Regions from separate parts of the Mus musculus genome. Here region 2 is linked to region 1. A link is a loop called in an ENCODE intact Hi-C map of the cell type or tissue named here. Cell type or tissue: heart. All regions are shown on one strand. Links, peaks and the distances in the headings refer to the core of each region. The heading gives the core; the rest is flanking DNA. Region 1 holds the start of Hs6st2 (heparan sulfate 6-O-sulfotransferase 2). Region 2 overlaps Hs6st2 (heparan sulfate 6-O-sulfotransferase 2).

Region 1 (8,332 bases), core at 102-8,101:
AAACTACTCATCAAGGTAGAGTCACTATACCAAAGACGAAGGAGCCAGACAGAAATGGAGTCAGATTTCTGCTGTGTCACTAAAGACCTCAATGACCTTGGAAACGTCATTCAGCCTCTTTGCATGTCACTCATTGTCTTCTGATAAAAAGGGAATATTCTTGTCCTGTCTGCCATTCTCCAAAAGATAGTACACATTCCCGGAGGAATAACAAGACACTATGAAAACTCATTACAAAATAGAATGTTCTCTCCACATAGACTGCACTACTAGGGATTTAGAGGTTTATTCTGTAGTCCTGAGACGAGTATGTCTACAAACCGCTAGCTGTGCAGTTGCGTCGACTACTAAATTTTCATCTCCCATGTACAAGCACACATGATGCATACACGTTGTCAGTACTGTCATCCTGCAAGCAGGGATCTCTCAATAGCCTGGAAAAGTCTGGATCCTTTAGGCAATCACTGATAATTCTGGAGATAGGCAGAAAGGAGTGAACTAATAAAGAGGTGATATTGTATTTCTCTAGGAAATTTTATTTCATTTTCATAAATACCGTACAATCAACTGACTTTTCCAAACGTGGTTCTTCTTTGATTAGACTAGATGGCACTATGATATCACCCTTTTAATGCCTGAGAAAACTATATTGTATTACAAACAATTTTGCTTCAACTGAATAGATAATTCAGACCACATTAAGAGTCTATTTGCAGATATCACACCCTGACCTACATGTTCAAAGGAACTGGTATAGGCACACATGTCATATACAATGCTAGACACAGCTATGGCTTCGACAGCAGTTAAGACTTCTAATCTCCACCACCACTACCCCCACTGTTGTAGGTGTGGAAGTCTACTTTCGCCCTAAACATTGTTTGTGATCACAATTCTTCAGTACACCTACAAGCTAGCTAGCATAAGAGATCATTTACAGTACTGCCAGATCTGAAGGGGACTTTCTTAAACAGCACAATGCTGTTGTGACGACTTAACCCAATTCTTGCCATGAACTGACACTCAGCCTTTCTGTCTGTGGCCAAGGATCTCTTGTGATAGGAAAACAAACCTGTTAGTGTAGAAAGAAAAATGAAAGTTCAAAGGATTCAGCCAGGACTCCGGCCTTTGAGAAAGGCCACTGTAAACTGGTGTGACCAGAAAACCAGGGGCTCCCTTTGCTAAAGCTAGATAGAAGAAATCATCGTACCTACAGTTCATCCTTTACAGCTACCTGTAAAACATCACTTCAGCTAGGAAGTGAGGTGAGCATAGGCTGTGTAAGGCAGGAGGGGTCCAAGTGAACAAAAGCAGCAGTGGCAGCAGAACCTTTGAGAGCCCAAGAAGTCACCAAAATGGACAGAGCAAGACACTATGGTGATTGCTCACCAGAAGACCCCAATTTCACTCCCTGCAAGTAACTCAGCTAGACTCCCTGCCCTGGTCCAGATTTGTTTTCAAGGGCTCTGCAAAACAATAGCTCTGGCTGGATTGATTTCACTCCAAAGCAGCTCCTTTTGTCCACTTCACAGTACCCCATGACCTCCAGGAACTGCCATAACAGCTAAACCGAAGAAAATGCCTCCTCACTGGCTACAGATTATCCACAAACCAGTTTTTTCTATTTCATTCATTCCCTGTTGGCAAGAACCTGAGCTGACCATGGATGCTGAGGCTCCTGGATTTCTGAGCCTCAGAACAAGCTCCTAGCACTCCTATGACTCCTGAGCCCTATGCAGGGTCCAGAGCTACTTTCCTGGTCACCGAGCAGGCCAAGTGCGTCCTTATATTCGAAAAGTATGATGGACACTTCAAGTGTGGGCAACGGTAAGGGGCACAAGATGAGAGCCAGGAGCTCTCCCTGAGCGTCCCCAAACAGTGGCAGAATGACATCTGCTCTCCAGAGAAAAGTGGGGCCTGGAGGTAGGGAGGTGATAGAAGTCAGGGAAAGAAGAAAGAGAAAGGTGAGAAAGAGAGAGAGAAGAAAAGGGGAAAGGGGAACAGCAGATAGAAAGAGAAAGACCAGGAAAAAGGAAGGAAGAAGTAACCAACAGCAGACAAGATGGGCAGAGAATTTCCCACTAGAGAAAGCCAGAAACTAAAAGGGAGGGGAGGGGGAATGCTGGACGGGAATGGAAGGAGAACAAGCCTGGTCTTTGGGACCAGGTGCAGAAGGGAGGAGAGGATAAGGAGGATGGGCCTGAGAATCTGCATGCAGAGCACGGTTCTTTAGGACTTTCTAGTGCTCAGAGTGTAGTGTCCAGTCCTTGCGGCTGCTGGGCGACTTTCCAGGCAGCCAGGCCGCTTTCCCCACACTCACTCAGCAAGCAGGCTAACCTTCTGATGGGCAGACCGGCTGTCCTGGGCTGCAGCCCAGATGCTTCCTGACAGAGCAACTAAGATAGGCTCTAGTGTCTACCCAGCAGGGACTGGGCGCCAAGGTGTACACGGGGACCCACAGCAACTACAGAAACAGCCTTTCCCGCCCCTGGTTCACTGTGGCCCAGGTCCGTGACCACCCTTAAGGGACTCACTGAGACTCACCTGGAAGGTCTCAGCCTGGCGTCGCGCTTGCCATCCACCACCGCCGGCACGCAGCTGGTGAGCTCGGTCCAGTCGGCATGCAGCCCGCAGCTCCAGCCGGTGGAGAACCTGGAGAAGAGCCAGGTCTCCCTCTTACCCGGCCGGTGGCAAGTGCATTTCTTCTGCCCCACGCGGCACTCACATGGCTGCTCCAGCTGGATGTTGCGCACCAGGTGACGGCCAAAAGTGGTGCCCCCAGTCTTCTGGATGTGCAGGAACACGATCAGGTCATCGCCCTTGATGTCGAAGTCTACCTTGCGCAGGAGATCGCCGCGGCTGAAATTGTAGCGGGGTACAAACCTGGCCGAACTCTCATCCTCCGAGCGGTACGGATCCGGCACCGGGGAGCTGAACGCCTGCAGGCGGAGGAGCTGGCATTCTGTGCCGGGGCACACGTATTGGAGGACGATCACCGCAAATAGGAAGAGCATCACCAAAGCCAGCAGCAGCTTGTTAGATTTCTCATCCATGTTCCCGACGCTGGGGGAAACCCAAGCTCGTTACGTCAATCCCGCAGCTTGGCCCGTGCTCGCCTCGCTCCCGCACCGCCCCCTCCCCGTGGCGCCACCGTTGCGCCCCTTTCCCCTCCCGTCCGTACCGAGTACTCCACCACGGCGGCGGCGGCGCCCTTCCCCGCTTCCTTCCTTCCCGGCAGGCTCAGCGCTGTGGCTTCTGCCGCACACCCCCCCTCACCCCGACTCCATCCCGCTGGCCGTTGGCCCCCTCCCCCGCGGAAAAACCCCGACCCACTCCGCGGCCGCAGGATCCCTCCGGTCCTGGTCTCTCTACTCCCTAACTCACGCCACCCCTCTTCAGGCGCTGGGTGCTTCCCGCTCTCCTCTCTCGAGCTCCCATCCCCATCCCGTTGGCCCGCGGGACTCTCTGGGGCCCCGGACCCCATTTCCCTCCTTGTGCGCGAGCTGCTGACCCTAAACCCGGGCTCCCTTGGCGCGCGTCCCGTTGCTCACCGGGTGGCCTCTAGAAGTGAGCTGGGGCTTCGGGGTTCCCCAGGGGGAGAAGGAAGGAGCCCGCGGGCTGCCTGACTTTGCAAGCAGAGGCAGCGCAGCCCTTTCCCGCGGAACAGCGGTCAGTTGCGCGCTCAACCCGTCTCGAGTCCCCCAGCCCCGCCACCACCGGCACCCTGGAACTTTGAGCCTTGCCCTCGCTCCCAACTGCCTTCCCTCCTCCCGCCGCCCGGGCTCACCCTGGACCCGGAGCGAAAGCCCCACGTTCGCTCACCACGTACCTGGCCAAGGGACCGAAAATCTTGGAGAAGATCGCACTGAGCACGTGCTTGAGCGAGTGGCCCACGGCTGCCAGGCCCCGAGTGAGCAGGGCCCGGCAGAGGGAGCCCAGGTCCCAGCGTCGCCTGAGGTCGTGCATCCGCCTGCGGCGGCCTCGAGGCAGCAGCGCGAAGAGCGGGGCGCGCAAGGCTCCCGCCAAGGAAGAAAATGCCTTTGGGGGCTTGTCCTGGAGCGGCGGGGAGTTGAATCCGAGAGACACACCCCTAGGAGGGCCGGCGCGGACTGAGGCGGCAACAGACCCGGGCCGGCTTGCTGCCAATTCGGCCTCTACTCTGGAATGCCGGCGGGGACAGGTGGTGCGGGCGGGCGCTCCTTGCTCCGGTTGCAGTGGCGGCCCGAGCGCCCGGGCTGCAAACGCAGGCAGTGCCATTCCCCCCTTCAGGCAACTCAGGGTACTAAGGATCAGGAGCGAGCCTGAATTTATATAATAATGCCTCGCGCCCAAGAGCCCCAGCCACTTCACAAGCAAAAGACCTGGGTTTTCTCCTGTGTTGGAGAACGGAGGTCACTCCAGAGAGCGCATCACTCCACTTTGGCTCATAATTTCAGCCTCCCTTAAAATAGCAAAGGCGCAAATTGGACCCTTTCCCTCTCTCTTTGCCAATTTCCATTCTGCAACGGAAGAGGGGGGTATTTTCTGAAAAGGTAAGTCAGCATGGCAATAAAGCATGACTAAAAAACCTTACACGGGGGATTTTTGAGCATTTTCAAAGCACTCTCACTCTAATTCCTGTCCCCTTATGAATCTCATGCACCAAGCCCACCGCCCTCAGAAAGATTTCACTCACTCACTACCGTTGATTGAATGGATGGATGTCTAACTACACACCACATCAGAGTCAGACCATCTTGCTCAAGGTGTTGTGGCATATGAAGAATCTGAAGCCCAGAGAGAATTAGATATGCACCCAAGGTCACACAGCACAGAACCGGGATTTATTCTCAGAAAACCAAGCACGATCCAACCTTTTAGTTTTTTCATAATTAGAACATGTCTCTAAATAAATATGTATGGGTTTATTATCAAGCCCAGTTGTCCAAGGGCTCTTTTCATCTGGGAAAACAGGGCTGCAGAGATTTAAGAAGGGATATTCCTTCAGAACAAGGCCCCTGGCAAGCTGGGTCGCAGACATTTCCTAGCTAATGAATGGGGGAATGTGCAGTGCATGAAGACACTGGAGTTTCCATTACTGAACATGCACTCCCAGCCTAACTGATGCACAAGATGTGTGGGTTAGCAGCAATGTTTCAAAGTAGTAGCACCGGTGGTGGTGGCCACTGGAAAAGGATGCTGTAAGCTGAGTGCTAGCTAGTATAGGGGTGTTTCTCTCCAGAACATTATCTCCCTTGCACAGTGGAGCAGCATGCAAAGCCTGATTCAGGAGCCCTTGGGATTATTCCACTTGCTTACAGAAACTATGGCAAAATAATTTGCCCTTCCTGAGGCTCAATTTCCTCTTCTGTCACATAAGACTAATAGTAATGCCTCCATTTTAACCAATTAGGCTAGTGTGAGGATAAAATGTAGAAACCTTTAGGCAACTCAAAATACTAGGTGATGTTTATCTGCAATGCTTCTTGCCTAGGTGTACCAAATGAGTGTGAGGCTAGTTAAAGAAGGGTTCTTGTCAGGCCATTTTTTTTTAACTGTCACCTAGCCCTTCTACTCAGAATCCCCAGTCCTAGCTGTACTTACCCATGCCCCAGGGAATCTACAGGGACACTAAAGGATTCTTTGTCTAGCTGCTGCAGGTGTCAATACTAGGTGTCAACACAATCTTTTGGAAATACTCCATTCATGGCATCCCTGCATCTCTGGCCCTGATCTCTAGGAGCAAAGTTGTACAAAGGAACTGGATGCTGCAGTACACAAAATAGACCTTGGCTCCCCAGAAAGCTCCCCTGAGTCTGTGGAATAGGCCCTACTCCCCGCTGGGGGCAGGTAAGGATGTAAGCCCTGAAGCAACAGGGATCACCATTTCCATGGCCACCCACACAGTGGCCTCTTTGGTTGACACAGTAGGTAGCTATCCTCCTCAAGGACAGCACATAGAAGGTTCCTCCAGTCACGTTATCAGCATTATAATGGCATTCAGTAGATCCTTAAGAAAATACTTTGTGAAACTGGTGGTTCACACATTCAAGCCCACAGGTACTAATTATGGAATTTCTATTTAAGAAGGATTAATGGGATTGGAATATGGGAAAGGAAATTACCTTGGGTTGAAGGTAGATGAAGGTGGTGAGCAGCACCAGGGAAAACCAGGATTTTCCCAAAAAAGAAACCTGTGCAGAGATGTAAACACACACACACACACACACACACACACACACACACACACACAGGCAAATAGGGAAAGGGTTAGTCAGGTTTATCTCTGCAGAGCCAAAGGAAGAAAACTGCAGTTTCTGAGATACAGTACTCTGCTAACACATTATTAATGTGAATATATACAACAGCTCAGTGAAGTAGACTTCCATATACACACCATTTCTTGACCCTCCCCCCTTCATGTTTGTGAGACAAAAAAAAAAAAAAAAAATCATGGGGGCCAGCAGATGGTTCAGCACCTGCTGCCAAGCCTGACTATCTGAGTTCAATCCCTTAGACCCACATGGTGAAAGGAGAGAACCAATTATCTCAAGTTGCCATCTGACCTCCACAGGAACAGAAATGCTCTCGTGCATGCGTGTGCACACACACACACACACACACACACACACACACACACACACCTCTAAATAATAAAATACTGATAGCAAAAAATAAATCTCAAAATGTTGGTTGCTTTGAGATACATTCTATGTAGTCCTGGAAGACTTAGAACATGCTGTGTCGACCAGATTGAACTTGAACTCACAGAAATCCTGCTGCTTCTGCCTGTTGAATGATGGGATAAAGAGCCTGAGTCCCTGAATCTAGCTCATAATGTTTTAAGCAAATTTATCATTTTTTCTTGGACCACATTCACAGCTATTCTCAGCAAGCTGGCTGCAGACTGCAGGTTGGACACACAAGAGTGTTTCTTCCAGAGAGATATTGAGATGGGAGGTGAAGTGCAAAAGAGCAGGCTGAATTGTAAAGTCTTTGGCTTTCTATCTCCTTGGAGGAACTTTAGTTGCAGTAGGTATAAGCATGTAGGTTTCAGTACTTGGAAGGTAAGGAGGACATTGCAGTCTGAGCAGAGCCTCTGATTAATTCCAAAATGTGGTGAGGTTTTCAGTATTTTTCACAGAACTGTCCTTCAATGATTTTCAACAAAAGGTTGATGATTCAGAGAGCACAAAGGTCAGTCTGGCTTGTATAGTAAGTGGAGTGTGAGAAGCCCTGCATCTGGGTGCTTGAGACTGAGAGGACAACAGGCGGCTCTGGCAAGAGTCCTTTGTTATAAGCATGAATCTGAATCCAGAGGGCACCCACTGAAATGGCCAGGTTCTTTTGTCACAGAACAAAGAAGTGAAGTAGGGACGCGTGGATTGTGATAGAAATAGTTGCAGTCCATTAAGAAAGACAATGGTGCTCTTGAGAATGGGTGAGATCCCAGGCTCAAAAATCCCATCTCCCCACAATGACCCTTTCTAGGTCACTGCTGCTTTCTCCCACACTTGCAGATTGCTTGCATTTCCCTGGGATGCTCTGCTTGGTTACAGACAGCCCAGGTGGGGAGAGGTTAGGGTCCTTCAGTCACTTGACTGCTTTCATATGCTAATCCTGATGTCTTTCTCTCTGCCCTAGTTTCTGAGCACACCTTGACTAGGATGCTAAGAACACCTAGTAGGCCAGGGAAACCACTTCCTTGCTGGGCTTCTTTTGTCCCCTTTGTGTAGGACAGCAAGGTTAATGAGATTCAAAGAGAACTTTTTTTGATCTGATAATGCCAAGACCAAAGTTACTTGTCTGCTTCAAGAGCCAAAATGCCACAGGCAGTGGGAGAAAGTTTGGATTCCTGGTCCTCAAAATGAAATTCTATAGCATTCTGTGGCATTAGCGACACAGGATCTCAGCAGTTACATTTGTTGTGGGCCTATAATACAGTAGCAACAGCAGGGTCTCCTGTTCAAATTAGAATAGAAATAGTGGAAACAATATTAGAGAGAGTGTGTCACATTTACTACAAAGCATAAAACAGTATGCTTTCTCCTCATCCTGAGTATTCGCGTCAACCCCGTTTTTCCAGCTGTCTATAATTTTTGAAAATGCTCATATTCTCAATAATAGGCAATTTTTGTCACAAAGATTGAAGGCATGCAAATGGTAGTGCCAATGCATTCTGTATTTATGTGTCTCTCCAAACTGAATGAACAGCAGTACTTAATGAAATGCTATTGTGGAGCTCAAGCTTTAATATTATAAACAGGTTGGGTGTGTTACACATATCCCTCTCCATAGTCCTGTTTCCCCTCACAAGACACAGAGCTTTGATTTCTGGCCTGACAAAACCCGG
Region 2 (8,332 bases), core at 117-8,116, 280 kb before region 1:
AATACTGGAGATTATGTTAAGATTATGTTAATAGCCCAGTCCTCAGGGGAAACCTTCTCAATGACCTAAGGGCTCAATTGGGAGCACCTAATGCAGCTGAGAATGTGCGGATGGAGTGTTCATTGGTCTTCGAAGTCACCTTGTGTGACAGAGGTTAGAAACCATGTAAACACACTCCATCAGGGTCCACGATGAAGGCTCAGCTGGTAAAGTGCTTGGTGTGCAAACATGAGGACCTGAGCTCAGATCTCCAGAATCCACATAAAAATCCAGGTGTAGCAGGATGTGCCTGTAATTCCACAACTGTAGAGGCAGAGGTGTGTGGAACTATTCACTGGACAGCCAGATGAGACCAGTCAGTGATATCCAGATTTACTGAGAGACCCTGTCTCAAAAGTCATAGACATTGACTTCTTGGCACTCATACACACATGTGCTTGAGTATCCACACGAACAAACATAAATTAATAATACCTTGGAGGTTTTGCCAGACTAAGGATGTAGGATGTTTAGTATTCTGACAAAAGAACTTGAAAGGAAATAGCCAATAAGTGATTTGGAGGAAGCCAATAAATCCAGACACATGGATAGATATTCCAGCAGTGTGTACTTGCTCCCTCTTGGTCCCTACTATGCTCGGCTGTGGAGAAAGAACCAAGGGAAGCAGAGAGAACCATGGAGGAGTCTGGGGAACCTAGGACAACATACAGGCTAGCAAATGGAAGCAAGAACAGAATGTGAGGATAGCACCCTGATGGCATCTTTAGGTTTGCCTAAAGGAAGAATGAGACAAAGGAAGAAGAGACAGAAGGGAAAGAACAATGAATGGCACAGAAGTGTAAAGCAGCCTGCTTCGTGGAAAAATAGTGGGCAGCAGAGGAGTCTGGCAGGAACTGGAGAGGGATTGGCGGTCAGGTTGAGACAGGATGTAGGTGCCATGGTATGGGATTCATACGCATCTGTCACAGAGACAAAAATCAATGGAGAGGGAGAGGGAGAGGGAGCTTACATGAAAGGTGCTTCTTAGGTTTCTGGAGGATAACTTTGAGGGTGGGAAGTAGACTTACACATTCAGACAAGCAACCTAGAATTAGGCATCTGACGGCAGCTTTATGGACCCAACGCTTCTCTTTATGCTCTGTGGTTGTTCCCTATTCTCTGTATTACTTTAAGGTCCTTACCACCCTGTTGTTTGCCTCTGATTAGATTCCAATTTATTTGAACATGGCCTCTGGGCATGATCTAACAAATGTCAAGAAAGCAACTTCCCTCATTGTGACAGCATTTCTGTTCTTGTGTCCTCAGATCAAATTGCAGTTAGCCTTTTGGAGGCCATGACAAACCACTGATAGAGCAAAAAGAATTTTTCTATTTTTCACATACGCACCACTTATGTCTGTCTGTCTGTATGTATGTATTTTTATTTGTTTGTTTACCTCTGTGTATCTGTACATGAATGCATGTACCTATGCCAGGTGCATGCCCATGGCACCTGTGTGGAATTCAGAGGACAGTTTTCAGGCGGAGGATACTTGGACCATGTGGGTCCTAGGGATCAAACTCATGCCATTAGACTTGGCAGTAAGTGCCTTTACCCACTGAACTATCTTTCTGGCCCCACAATAGAAGGTGGTCAGCCTTGTGACACTGCCTTGGTGAACTGCCTTGTGACACTCGAGGCATCATGGGTCTACAGGTGCACTGAATGATCAGACATTCATTAACCCAGGAAACTGATGAGGACTTCTGAAATCCAGTCCATCCTGGATGGATGTCGGTTGCTGATGACCTTGCTTAATTTCTTCCTTTTAAAGGAAACCCAATCCTCTCAAAAATGCATCTGGATTCTGATTACATCCCCCTGCTCTGCCAGTATACTTTTTTCTTGTTGGCAATGTCTGCATCCAGGCACTTATTAAAATAGAACAAGGTGTTGCAGGTCTGTGGTATTTGCTAGAAATCTCCCTTCAGATTGATATGAACCCAACCAGTACTGTGAAACAGACTGGTTTAATTTTCAAAGAGCAAGGCAAGCTCATGCCCAGGAAAATCATACACACTTGGTTTCACTCAGTAATAATTGGACAGTATTGTCTTGCCACCAAATGGGTCACTTAATTAAAATGAACAGGTTTCACATTGTGAAATTGGAGTTATGACTCTCCATCAGTTTCCTGGGTTAATAGAATGTCTGTTTGTCATTCAGGGCATGTGTATGCCCATGGTACTTCTAGTGGCACAAGGCAGGCAGCCCACAGCTGGCCACCTCCTATTTCAAGACAGCTGCCCTCCAGGTGGCCTTGGATTAACCCAATCTTCCCATGTTTCTTGCTTGTAGCTTTTGAGATAACTGCAGAATGTGCTTGGAATGCAATATTCTGAGATGAGAAAGAACCACCTGAAATAGCCCCAGCCTTGCGCTTGTCTTTAGTCCCAGCCTTGTTCCTGTCCTTCCTAAGGAACACAACATCTCGAGTTAGGGAAGAATTGCCCAGACTTTCTTCCTTTACCCTAGAATTTCAATGTACTTCAATCATTTGTATATGACACCCATTATGTTCCAGACATAAAACCCAGGGCTGAATTTGGGGTCTTTAACTGTGGTCTAAATGAGGTATACATATTTAATATATATATATATATTTTTGAGACAGGGTTTCACTAAAATGCTCAAGCTGGTCTGGTACTCACTATATAGTCCAGACTGAGCAGGAACTCATGATCCTCCTGCCTCAGCCTCATCGGCAGTCAGATTACAAGCATGCACCACCACCACATCTGCCTCCAGCATGCACATTTGAAACCCTGTGCACCCCAGGTAGATTTCTTGGTCCTTGGAAGACTAGCTCACAATGGATTCTGGCTGCTATTGGTGTTTGCTGCCAGTCTATGATGAACAAGCTCACACCACATAATTTTTATATGAGTATGTTCTATCTTGTTGGGCTTATCGTACTGTGAGCCTGCTCCACACATACGATGTCTAGACATTGTTAAGACATCATGGAGACAAGAGAATCCATCGACAATTCTGTGTAAGTGGGAAACTCAAGGGTAATCTATGATTCCTTTGTCTCAGGAATTATTTATATCTAAACAATTCCCTAAATCCTGCTGATCCTGAATCTTGGTAGGTGGCAGGCCCTTATCACTTCTCTATTGGATCAAAGCTACAGCAGCATCCCAGGGGACTTTTATGCATCCAGCCCCATACTACTTCCACAATTCACATGAAATACATCTGACCTGTCTTTCTGCAGTAAGTCCTTTCCTGTGGATGCCAACAAGAGCTTGCTGACAGGAGCCTGATATAGCTGTCTCCTGAGAGGATCTGCCAGTGTCTGACAAATACAGAAGTGGATGCTCACAGCTATCCATTGGACAGAGCACAGGGCCCCCAATGAAGGAACTAGAGAAAGGACCCAAGGAGCTGAAGGGGTTTGCAGCCCCTAGGAGGAACAACAATATGCACTAACCAGTACCCCCAGATCTCCCTGGGACTAAACCACCAATCAAAGAGTACCCATGGTGGGACTCATGGCTCTAACTGCATACATAGCAGAGGATGGCCTAGTCAGTCATCAATGGAAGAAGAGCTCTTAGGTCCTGTGAAGGCTCAATGACCCAGTGTAGGGACTGCCAGAACCAGGAAGTGGGAGTGGGTGGGTTGGTGAGAAGGGGCAGGGGGAGGGCATAGGGGGTTTTCAGAGGAGAAACTATAAAAGGGGATAACATTTGAAATGTAAATAAAGAAAGTAAGTAATAAAAAAAAAGTCCTTCCCATAAGACACTCTAAAAAGTATAAAAGCCCAGGTCTTCTGCATTACACATAGCGACAAGAAGCCCAGCTTTCTTTTTGTCCAGTCTAATCTCCAATTAGCACACCCTTCTCTGTGCTAACTCGGGGGGTATTGGCAGTAGAAAAAATGATGTTTGGACAGGTACAACTGGAAGGAGCAGTTAGGATTGGGTTTCAATGGGTCGACTCTAGAATCTCACTAAGCATTTTACAAGGCCAAGCACCGTAAGACAAAGTATCATTCACCCCTCAATGGCAACAGTTGAGAAATTACATTCTACATTTTATGCTTCAAGGATATAAAAATACTTTTCATTTTTCAAGTTTATCATAGTCAACGACTCCACAAGGCCCCTGCCTTTGTATATAGTGTACCCACTCATTCAGATGACATAGATTTGTCCTTCATAAACCACCTTTTAAAAAAAGCCAACAACCGCTTCAAAACTCGACTCAAAGGTTTTCCCCTCCATGAAACCTTTCAGGACAAAATAAGCTCCCTGCCTCTGCCGTGGTTGTCTTGGGAAGCTACTATTGGAACATTCACTACAGAATGCTATGATTGTCTAGTGATTATACTGTCTTCCCCTTTGCAGAGTAGAGAATATGTATTGTTTATCAATATGAGCTCCTCTGGGCCTAGCATAATGTCTGACATAAAGTAAGTGATTAATGAAAGAGTATTGAATGAAGGCAGCCAAAGCAGCAAAGCTTGTGGGGTATGGGGTTAACAAGAAAATGTGTATCAGAGCCCTTGGTATTGGAAAGCCACTAGATGTCACTATTTAGTAGCAGATATACCATTTTGTACTGGTGCTGGAGCATTTAAGATGTGGTTATAGTCAGCTGCTGTGCCTGACTTCTTATGCAGTAGGGCTCTTTAAAGGAAGTTGGGAAGATCATGGGTTTTAAAATGGAAGACAGCAAAAAAGCAACAACCACAGTTTCCTCCTTGTTTCACCATTTACTTATCCTGCAATAAGAACCTAAGTTGTAAGTTACTGAAGCTTGGCATTGTCCCAGCGAGAAGAAATCACTGCAGCAGTGCATCGTCTGATTCAAGCCCTGCACTTTAGAAGCAGGGGGAGCAGAGGTCCTAAGAGATGGAAGGCCTTACCCAGAAGCCACAAGTTGCTGAGAGCCCTTGAGAATGGAGAGGGCATTCAACTGACTTTTAAAGAACGCACTAACTCCAAATAAGGAGAAAGGTCTGGCTGCTGAGAATGGCACTTCCTCGCCATAGGCTTATAGCTAGGAGTGCTTTGTGCCTGTCACTTATGCACTAAGAAATGGACACTGAGAGGAACAACATAATCTAAGGTTATTTCTCAAGCTATTTTTCCCATTCCAGTTCAGGGACAAAACCCTAGGACTTCCAGCTTTGAGAAGAACTGAAAGGAGCGGTTTCAAATGTGATGCCCTAGCACCCCACCGCCATGCTCTAGGGCAGTGGTCCTCAACCTTCCTAATGCTGTTCCTCATGTTGTGGTGACGGCCAACCATAACGTTATTTTTGTGGCTACTTCATAACTGCAATTTTGCTACTGTTCTGAACCATAATATAAATATCTTATATGCAGTGCAAGGGTCATTCTGGCCCCAAAGGAGTCGTGAGCCACAGGCTGGGAACCATGGCTCTAGACACTTTTTGAGTTGTTCACTATTCCAAAGCATGGGTCTCAGGGCTCTGAAGCCTATGTATTAGTGAGCTCTCTTGGAGCTGATAAAGTGGAGCTAGGAATGTCTGGCCTAAGTGTGGTGTCATCAACCAGAAGTCTTTCCAACCAAGTGAAGCCCTAAGAGAAAGAAACCCCGGGCCTCTGGTTGGAGAGTCTCTGGGCATGTTCATTTCTGTCAGGAGCCATCCAGGAACCATTCCCTGAACAAAGTTCCTAGTATCAAGCTGTAAACATTGGCTTTTCTTTGGGTTCACTGCTTCACAAAAGGCCATCATAAGATTTTTTTCTACACAGGCCATAGAGGAAATAAATATCAAAGCCATTTAAAAAAAATGGAAGAAGGCCAGCAAACTCATAGCAGTTAAGAACATAGGAGTGATCAATAAAAAGTTAATTTAAGAAAGGAAACAGTTTCTTAAGCCAAATCAATAGGAGCAAAATTTTACTATACCTAGAGCTTGCTTCTGATATTTTTCCTGAAAGCTCAACCTTTCCACACCTTCCCTTGGTTTTAGAGTAATGAAGAGTGATAGAAAAACAGGAATTGTAGTTGGTGGTCCTGAGTAAACTGAATGGACGGTAGGGGGTATACATGTGATTGAGTCATTAATGCTGAAAGCCTGGTCCCCACGCTCAGCTAAAAAGGTCTAAAGTAAGTGCTTTGATCCTCTCAGTGCAAGTAAATAACAAAGTCCAAGCAAGCAGGATGACTTGCAGTTCAAACAACATTAATATGTAAGCCTAGGCTAAATAAAAGTACAGTAAATTGAATTAAAAGCAAATATGCCTCTAATGGGACTCGCAGTTGCTGTTTGAATTGATTTTCTTGTGTGCCTCATATATTGGCAGTCCCCAAAGAGGAGTTCCATAAGCGCTGTGATCAGCAGTGGCAGCAACCTCATTAAAGAAGAGTGGGGCTCCGCGAGGGGAGTACTTTGAAGCGGGTGGACGCTCATTCAGATGTTCTGGTTTTGGTACATTTGCCACAACAGTCTTGTGGCTTTGTAGTCAAGCTTTATCTAGTGAAAAGAGTGAGCCATCACAGTTGCAGATAGTGAGCGATGCAGAGCATTGATACCCATGATTTCATTTCATTGTCTTCTCAGCACTGGCAGTCTCAAATGATGTGGATGCTGAACCCCTCTCTACTTTACCCTTTCAAGTTAATACCCTGGGCCCATCATTTGCCTTGCTTCACCCAGGAATCCAAATGGGACAGGGCCTATCCTGTCCAGAGCTATAGGATGACTGAAACTTACTATGGTCACTTAAGGGAGCATCTACTGAACAGCAAACCAACCTGGAATCGGGCTGAAGGTCTCATTCCCACCATATAAGATATGTTATTTTTGTCAAAGATGAAACTCACATATTATAGCTGTCCAAGATGAAAATGCAGCCTAGGCATACATTGTACTATACTATCTAGGTTGGTGTGGCATACTCTATGACACCTAGACAACAACAAATGTTCTTAATGGCAGGTGTCTCAAGACATTTCCCAGTCTTTAAGAAACACATGGATGTATTCTGCTCCTCTTGGAGCACAGTTCTCTGTGTGTAAAGTAACATTTTAACAAATTGATCTCCCATCTCTAGCTAATTAGCAGTGGGCCTATCTATCTGTGATATGGGAAACTTCATCAGAGCACAAATGCCCTCCACTAAAACTGAAGCATGGCGACATGTTTTACAGAGCAGACAATAATTCAATTTTTTTCCTTTATGGAAAAGAAAGACTTCTAATATGTCTAAATTCATATTCAAGAAAGCATTCTTCACATAATCTGCCATGGGGGTATTAACACTTTTAAGAAAGCAATTCCCCTCTTTCCCAAAGCCCCACAGGTTGCAAAGTACATAAATCTAAACGGTGTTGCAACCAGTGAGAAAGCTTGAGGTTTTTTTTTTTTTTTTTAACAAGATGTGAAATTCCAAGCTTTATGAGCCGTGCTCACCAGGATTTATCCAGAATCCACTCAATTGCCTGGCATCATGAAAAGCTTTACGCCACCTCCCCACCACCTCTACTTTTGCATTCTAAAATTACGTTGTGAGTTGTGGTTCATTAATACTCCAAGTGTTTTTTAGGTGGAGAGAACTTTTGGAAAAAGCCCTCTGTAGTGTGCACATGAGGTAGTCCAGGGGAGTGGTAGGGGGCATGAAGGATATAATTTCTCTAAGTCACATGCACACTAGTTTGCAAATTTATTAACCAACTCAGGCTACCCAACTTCCCTTCCAGGAACCCCTTCTTACCCATATGGTATTTCTCAGGGTTCTGAGTCTTTCTATTATTTGCATGTGAAATTTCATGCCAACCTGCCATCCCCTGAGGGTAGGCATCTGATGCCAGTGATAGGAAATGGATCTATTCCTTCTTCCAATGCCAAAATGGGTAGTTGAGAGTTCAGAGTGGAAATGGGAGTTCAGAGTGGAAATCTCACACCCATGGCATCAGAAACAGGCAAGGAGTCTTCTAAGCAGACTCTCTGTGGTTGCTATGGGTTATGTCTCACTCTTTAGATGATGTTTCCTAGTTTCCTATAATCTCTTAACCCGGAAATCCAATGTGTCTGCCCTGCCTTTTTATTGACCAACACAAAATGTAGAACACAACATGCTCTGTGTTTCAACTAGGAAATAATACAACTGAGAGCTCAGTGACATCTGACTCAGGAACCTATACATCTATGGAGGGAACAGAGGCTCCTGTGACCTTTGAAGCTGAGGGGCTTAGAAGGTAATACTCGAAAAGTATTAGCTACTAGCATTGCTGCTGGTGTTATATAGATAAGGATATTCAGCCGAAAGGTTCAAGTCAGCCATCCTTCAAAATCAGACTCAGGTCCTG

Evidence for each region. Hi-C counts contacts between places; a loop is a spot of excess contacts. Peaks named below come from ENCODE experiments on the same cell type or tissue, not always from the same donor. Only the 100,000 strongest peaks of a DNase experiment are listed, where the experiment ranks them.
Region 2: a loop joins it to region 1, with 2.8 times the contacts of the local background. A loop is called at or near these places in 3 of 42 quality-filtered maps.

What each region holds. Positions count from the first base shown.
Region 1 is chrX:51,677,346-51,685,677 of GRCm38, forward strand. It overlaps Hs6st2 (heparan sulfate 6-O-sulfotransferase 2), which reads right to left and starts at 4,257. Exons shown (of 5, transcript NM_001077202.2): 1 at 3,830-4,257; 2 at 2,545-3,063. The coding sequence starts at 4,257. Gm35727 (a long non-coding RNA gene) reads left to right here and starts at 4,412. Exons shown (of 3, transcript XR_391681.3): 1 at 4,412-4,532. In heart, for the core only: a CTCF peak has its summit at 3,158; no DNase peak of the experiment used is centred there; H3K4me3 peaks cover 3,280 bases; H3K27ac peaks cover 2,253 bases; H3K27me3 peaks cover 3,676 bases.
Region 2 is chrX:51,393,056-51,401,387 of GRCm38, forward strand. All of the region lies in intron 4 of Hs6st2 (heparan sulfate 6-O-sulfotransferase 2), which reads right to left. Among named protein-coding and RNA genes, the nearest start is that of Mbnl3, 190 kb to the left of the region's middle. In heart, for the core only: a CTCF peak has its summit at 4,570 (motif pointing right); no DNase peak of the experiment used is centred there.